Regions from separate parts of the Homo sapiens genome. Here region 2 is linked to region 1. Evidence: chromatin contacts called from ENCODE Hi-C data. All regions are on one chromosome and are shown on one strand. The core of a region is the stretch at or near the end of the contact, and the rest is flanking DNA. Distances in the headings are between cores, read along the strand shown. Region 1 has its middle 140 kb from the start of NEDD9. Region 2 overlaps ADTRP (androgen dependent TFPI regulating protein).

Region 1 (3,790 bases), core at 862-3,361:
TGTGAAATTTGTCTTTCTGTGCCTGGTTTATTTCACTTAACATAATGACCACTAGTTCCATCCATGTTGCTGCAAATGACTGGATCTCATTCTTTTTTATGGGTGAATAGTACTCCATTGTGTATATGTACCACATTTCCTTTATCCATTTATTTGTTGATGGACACTTAGGTTTCTTCCAAATCTTGGCACTTGTGAAGAGTGCTGCAATAAACACAGGACTGCAGATATGTCTTTAATATATTGATTTCCTTTCTTTTGGGTATATGTGAGTGGGATTGCTGGATCATATGACAGCTCTATTTTTAGTTTTTTGAGGAACCTCCAAACTGTTCTCCACAGTGGTTATACTAATTTACATTCCCACTAACAGTATATGAGGGTTCCCTTTTCTTCACATCCTCAGTAGAATTTGTTATTGCCTGACTTTTGCATATAAGCCATTTTAACTGTGGTGAAATGATATCTCATTGTAGTTTTGATTTGCATTTCTCTGAGGATCAGTGATGTTGAGCACCTATTCATATACCTGCTTGCCATTTGTATTTTTCCTTTTGAGAAATAAGCCTGATATTCTTTCAGGGCATAAATTAAGAATGCAACCCTCCTCTGCCCATGGCCACATATATCATGTAAGAGCAATCTGGCATAGATACTCCAATTCATTTTTTTTAAATGGATTCTCAGTTCTAAACAACATAAACCAATGTCTTTATTTTTAATGCTTGTCTTTGCTTCAGTCAAAAAAACTCCAAAACACAATGAAGGAAGAGGCCAATTGAGTAAACCAGTTACTTAAAGCTAACAAAGAAACAGACATCATCAAGCAGTTCTGTCTTCCCAAATCAATTCTTTTGAAATCAAACACCTTCGTTAAGTGGTTCCTTGAACTGTTTTGCCATAAAAATTAAAAAAAAAAAACTCATGAAGAAAATGAAATAATCATGTACAAAATACCTTTGTCACTTTATTTTTAATACAATTGTATGCAATTTGTTAATTTTCATCATCCTTTATAACTGAATTATATGTGCTTTTGAAAGCTACATAATGAATAACATGTTGTATATAATTGTTAAAATGTGTCTATGGTCATCATATAATTTAGACCTGAGGTCCTCAGTAGAAGACAAAGTCCAGGAAGTCAGAACCTCTGTTCCTCTTTTCACTATACCCCAATACCATATGTATATGGGAGAATGGATTTGATTGACTTGAGTTGTATCTGCAGTGCTTCTTGAAGGCATGAAAACTACTGCGAGTGTTTTAATTACTCAAACCTCCACCCTTCCATATGTAAGCTTCTTGAAAATAGGGATTTTGTCTGGCTGGCTTTCCTGCTGAATCCCCAGCACCTAATATGGTGCCTGGCCCATACAGAGTCCTTAACAGATGTTCAATAAATATTAATATCTACTAAATTATTTTCTGAAATGGATACAGTATCTGAGATGGTTAATTTTACGTGTTAACTTGGCTAAGCCAAGGTACCTAGATATTGATCAAACATTCTTCTGGATGTCACTGCAAAGCTATCTTCTTTAAAAGATTAACATTTAAATGAGTAGGCTTTGAGCAAAACAAATGACCTTCCATAATGTAGGTGGGCCTCCAATCAGTTGAAGGCCTTAATAGAAAAAAGAGCGACATCCACAGAGCAAGAAGGAATTCAGCTAGCAGAGTGCCTTCGGACTCAAGTAGCAATGTCAGTTCTTCCCTGATCTCCAGCTTGCCAGCCTGCCTTGCTGATTTTGGACTTGCCAGTCTCCATAATTGTGTGAACCAACTTCATAAAATAAATCTCTCTCTCTCTCTCTCTCTCTATATATATATGTATATATATACACACACACATTCCATTGGTTCTGTTTGTCTGGAGAACCCTAATACACCCACCTTACTCCTTTGCTCACTCAATGAATCAATCAATATATGTCATTTGCCAGGGATCACTCTCACCCATCAAGACCTCACAACTACTAAAGCCAAACCAGTGATACAACCCCTGAAGTACACTCTTGACTTTAACTTCTCCACTCCGGTGGAGTGACAAAGAGCATTACTTCCTTAATGTTTCGACGATTATATGATGCAAAGCACCTGCATGAGGAACAGGTGCTGAGAGGACACTGTACTTGCTAAAGCCATGTCCTGATAGTGTGACAGAAGGCACCAGCATACTACTGTGCTTTGAGGAGAAAATGCTTCCCATGGTGAGGCTGAGCTGCTGATAGTCTCACTTCCTCTAAATATTTCCACTCTTTACAAGTGAAGCTGTGGGTGGGGAATTTCAGAGTCATGGAAACTAGTCAAAGGTTACTAAAGGTTCATGGACACTACTATTTGATAACTGTGTGGTAGCTGCATAGTCGCATATGCTATAGAAAAAGGTGAATATAAAAAATACATCAATAGGAAGCTTATAGATGAGCACTATATGAAATTTGGTTCTCTTCAGGATCAAGCAAAGTGATGGACCTTCATGGAACCCAATCTGCTGGTCTGGGGAACAATACTTTTGTAAATTAAGTATTCATATAGAACTTTTCCCCAAGGGCTTATCTGGAGGGGAAGTGACAGTGAGAGTGAAAGCCTTAATTTGCCCACAATCAGCATGGGCTAGCCCAGTCACAAATTGTCTGTCCAGGAAGATTCTTTTTTTTCTTTTTGTTTTTATTTTTTAATCTTGGGGAGTCACTTTAGCCCTTTCTTCCTCTCCCATTTAAGACCCCTTCCCTCCTTTGATGTCCCCTAGCTAAAACCTGCTTCTAACTTGAGGCAAAATTTTCACTTCTCTGCTCAAGTAGTTTGTGCATGAAACAGGGATAAATTTGGTGGCAATTGTGCCTTCTTGAAATCCTAACTCTGAACCATCATTTTTGTCAATGACTTAGCACTGCCAACTGATAGAAATGATAGACTGTCATACATTCATGCAATAGGATACTATACAGCTGTGAAAATGAATTATCAACATCTCTTGGCATCAACATGGATAACACTCAGAAATATCATGTTGACCCTAGAGCAAGTCTTGGAAGAATGCTTATGTATGATTATATTTACTTACAGTTCCCAAACAGGCAGAAATTGACTATATGCAAATTGTATATATACCTATGCATATATGTCTATGCATACACTTAGACCTAGGAGGCCAATCAAAAAGTAAAGTAAGGGAATGACTAACAAAATTTTAAGACAATAGTTCCTTTTGTGGTAGGTGATATAATTTGGATGTTTGTCTCCTCCAAATCTCACGCTGAAATGTGATCCACAGTGTTAGAGGTGGGGCCTAGTAGGAGGTATTGGATTATGGGGGCAGATCCCTCATGAGTGGCTTAGTGCTGTCCCTTTGATGGTGAGTGAGTTTTCACTCAGTTAACGCACCCAAGATCTGGTTGTTTAAAGGACTCTGGGACCTCTCCCTTCTGTCCTTTTCTCTCTCTCTTGCCATGTCATATGCTGGCTCCTCCTTCCGCCATGATTGTAACCTTCCTGAGGCCTCACCCGAAGCAGATGCCAGCACCATGCTTTCTGTATACCCTGCAGAACCATAAGTCAATCAACCCTTTTTTCTTTTTTCTTTCTTTTTTTTGAGACGGAGTCTCACTCTATCACTCAGGCTGGAGTGCAGTGGCGTGATCTCGGCTCACTGCAAGCTCCGCCTCCCGGGTTCATGCCATTCTCCTGCCTTAGCCTCCTGAGTAGCTGGGACTACAGGCGCCCGTCACCACACCCAGCTAATTTTTTGTATTTTTAGTAGAGACGGGCTTTCACTGTGTTAGCC
Region 2 (3,790 bases), core at 388-2,887, 360 kb after region 1:
ATCTTACCCTGGAGAGCACAGTATAAAAGAAAGTAATTCTCTCTCTTGCCTCATAGCAACTACTTTGGGGAAGGGACTTTACAAACATCTGCCCCAAGGCTGGGTGACAGCTGCATATCTGTGCAGTGTTTGTACGGGGCATGCAATACTTTACACACTAGCAGGGACACCTGCAGCATCAGTAGGTTTCTGGTCTACCAAGAGCAGTGTGATGATGCACTCCAGGCCAGCTGGGGTGGTTGCTGTGGCGAGTAACATTGTTAATTCTACCAACACAGGGGGCTGATGGGTAAATGACACTGTTGGCATCAGCAGTGGGCATGGTGTGCTAACCCTTAACACTGTGCCAGGTGGGGATGTTGGACCCAGTGGGGATTACAGTTTTGCTATCTGTGTGTAAGAACAATGCTCAGAACAGTGTGCAGCATGGGTTGTGCAGTGCACGACAGGGGCATGTGTGAGCACTCAGCAGATTATTGGAACTCCTTGGAAAACTGGACCAAGACCTCCAAGGCAGAAGGGTGCTTGGGGATATCACTGGAACTGTGAAATAACCATACATAAAAACTAAGACATTGTGATCAAAGTACATAATGTGCTGGCTAGTTTTTATTTTTATATTGGTTTATATTTTATTTTGTTTCCCATCTCTTGTCACTCCAACTTATTTGAAGCACTATTGTCAAGAATGACATTTTAAAGCATAATTTGCTGGCCAAGTTACAAATACTGCTCACCCTTGCTTCCACTCCAAACAAACAAACAAACAACAGCAACAACAAATGCTCCCATTTTCTATACTATGTCCAACATCCTCTAGTCTGCCATCTGCAAGCCTTCATGAGTGGGTAGTTCCAGGGATATTTCTCATTAGTCTCTTTCACAAACAGGTCCAGCAAAGAGAATTACTGACCCTTGCTCTCACGCTTTCTGCACTCTCCTGGCCTTGGGACTGTGCTCCTTTTGTTTACCTTCTCTCATTTTTTCTAGCTCCAATCCTGCCGGTCCTTCAGGGCTCAGATCCAATGCATGCCTTCCACAGTGCCCTTCCCACACCGCTCAGCTGGATGCAAACTCTTCCTTTTCTGTGGCTCCTTGTGTTTTTTTTATGAGGTTTTACCACTTTCCATCTTCTGCACTTATAATTTGTATGCATGGGTCATCTCCACTTATTAAGGATAAACCCCCTGCAGGCTGAAGCTTGGCCTGATATAACATTGCTTTTCTGGGCAGGACCAACCATGTGTTAGGGAAAATATTTATTCAATAAAAGAAAGAATAAAAACCAGCAGAAGGAACATTTCTATTTTTTTGCTCCTCACCACTGCCTCAGGGAGAACTAGGTGAGGTGTTTTGGGGTAGGAGAGAAGGGAGAAATAAGTGAGCTACCATATTTAAAGGTGACTAATGCTTTCCAAAGGAAATGAAAGCTTTGCAGTCATTACTATTTTGCAAAGCTTTATTTTCCCACTTAGGGGAGAGCTCTTCAATTTTGCAATCTGAAAAATAACTAAAAGCAACCACCACATGTAAGGCGGTCCCCACGGTCTCAGGAACTATTTTTAGGTCATTTGAACATGGTTTCGGCGGTGAAATGCTTCTCCAGCTCAGCTTCAGTGCCGTTTTCCTGACTCATGTTCGTTTCTCACGCTCCCTCTGGCCCGAGCCCATGCTCTTTACCTCATTCGTGTTATGCCATTTCCCCATTTGACTGTCCAAACTGGCACATCTGACAGTGGGCCCATAGCCACTTCCCTAAAACGTCTCCATGGGTGTCTGCAGTTTGTAGAACTTCATGGCCATCTGTGGCTGTGAGGAGCCAGGGGCCCTGGAAACTGCGTAAGGGTGGGGTTGGCAGGCACCAAAGAGTCTGAGCTCCTCTAACCAGGGCGTGAGCAGAAATAGAGATGCTTCCATCAACAGGATCACATCAAACACCCTCCTTTAAGTGTCTATATTTGATTTGTTCTAGCAAAAATGGGGCTTAGTGGACCAAATACCAACTTAGCATTTTTCATGAAGGACGAAATCCCAAACCACCTCAGCTCCCCACTGGGCACTGGGGCTCACCCAGTCACGTTCCTGCTGGTGACAGGTCTCCATCCCTTCCCTCCACTCCCTTCATTACCAGTACTTTAATGTCTAATCCAAGCACATAGAGCTGGGAACAACACGTGAAAGATTTCAAAGTGCAGAGCTAGGTCAAGCTTTGTGCATGCCCATCCATCCAGCATTTAGCTGAATGGTTTTGCACACACTGGGAATTGAACAAATACCTGGCCATGTAAACACAGTGGAAAGACAACTGGATTTGGAGAGAGGAGACCTCAGTTTTAGTTGGCTCAAGTACCAGCTTTGCATCTCTACCCCACCTCTGCCATATGACCATGGGCATGTCATCTACCCTACTGGAGATTTAGTTTTCCAATGCTAAGTCATCTCTAAGTCACCTCCCATTGTTCACACTCTCTGATTTTATTTGTGGATTGACTGATGTTATCATCAGTTGGCTAACATCAACTCCCCTGAGTTACCAGCAATGCCACCAACTGGTCTACCTGTCTTGTTCCTCTTCAGTCTAATGTCCACACTTCAGCCAGAATCATCTTTCTAATCAGCTTTCTTACATAAACCACATCATTTCATTCCTCTGATTATAACACTTTTCTACAGAAAAGCACTTGGTTTAAAAGTCCAAACGCACTAATGTGGATTTACGACCTGGCTTTACCCTGTCCTCCAATTCAGCCATACCCTCAGCTCCTCCAGCCCTTTGCAGATGCTGTTTTTTCTGCCTGAAGGTCTTTTCCATGTCTCTTTTGACCTATTCTTATTCATTCCTTGGGCCTCAGCTTAGACAGTGCTTCCCTTTAAGAAGCCAGTCCTGCACATCTCTCTGTGTGCCCATAGCATCCTGGGCTTATGCCTATTACAGTCCTATCACCCTGTCTCCCACTGTCTGTTATGCTCCTCTTTCCCGGACAGCCTCTAAAGGTAGCAGGTTTCCTGAACTTCACTGTATCCTCCATATTTTAGCACAGTGCCTGGCGCTGGTGAACCACTGAATGGATAACGATGCACTTGTACCTGGCTCCCATCCTGTGGCATTTCTTTCTCCAACATCCTAATTACCTGCATCATGGGGACACCCGCCCAGGTACTGACAAACCAACCTCCTGGCCTCTACTACTCATTTTTATAGCCACTACAATTTTCCCCAATAACAGCAGTGGCCTTAGGTGCTTTTCATCTTCTTCATCCCCAAAAAGGAAAAGAAAAACAAGGGTCAGATATGTGAACTGAAAATCAACTTACAAGTCCTTAGGTAGAAGACATTAGTAAGTAAAAGGTAATAACATATATATGAACTACCAGATTTACACTTGGCAATAAAAGAGTAAGTTAAAGACCACCAAAAAAAATACAGCATACAAATTCATGTGTATAATCAGCTAGATTCCACTTTGCTTCTCTTCAACACATGCAAGAACAACAACAACAAAATCTTTATGTGTCTATACTCTTACCCCAATCCAGGTCCCAGATACTCTGTCTTTAGGGATATATTCCTTTGTATTAAGCCAGATATGGCAAACACATAGCATATATCTTACCACTGTCCATTGTCATGCTATTGAAAGTCATTGCCAAATAATCACACAACTTTTTCTTGGTAATGCCTCAGAATCCTTTTCAACAGAGTGCTCCAGACATCAACTATCAGTAGGACCCAAGCTTAAGCCTCGTTCTCTGAAATTCCCTTTGTTAAAATGTAAAGGCTTCAGAGGCT

The links. Hi-C counts contacts between places; a loop is a spot of excess contacts on that map. Pooled maps may share reads with other maps.
Region 2: a loop to region 1 is called in a pooled map, with 7 times the contacts of the local background. The contact joins two enhancer-like sites. A Hi-C loop is called at or near these places in 2 of 37 single-sample maps with no recorded cell type and 8 of 50 pooled maps.

Annotation. Positions count from the first base shown.
Region 1 is chr6:11,372,245-11,376,034 of GRCh38, forward strand. It overlaps a transcript of NEDD9 not described here. Among named protein-coding and RNA genes, the nearest start is that of NEDD9, 140 kb to the left of the region's middle. Within about 2 kb of position 2,112, at least 4 of the 41 ENCODE cell types and tissues checked have a DNase peak (open chromatin) inside an H3K27ac peak, as active enhancers do.
Region 2 is chr6:11,730,659-11,734,448 of GRCh38, forward strand. All of the region lies in intron 4 of ADTRP (androgen dependent TFPI regulating protein), which reads right to left. It overlaps LOC124901258 (a long non-coding RNA gene), which reads left to right. Exons shown (of 2, transcript XR_007059452.1): 2 at 1-589. Among named protein-coding and RNA genes, the nearest start is that of ADTRP, 46 kb to the right of the region's middle. RefSeq lists enhancers at 1,430-1,729, 2,010-2,099. Within about 2 kb of position 1,638, at least 17 of the 41 ENCODE cell types and tissues checked have a DNase peak (open chromatin) inside an H3K27ac peak, as active enhancers do.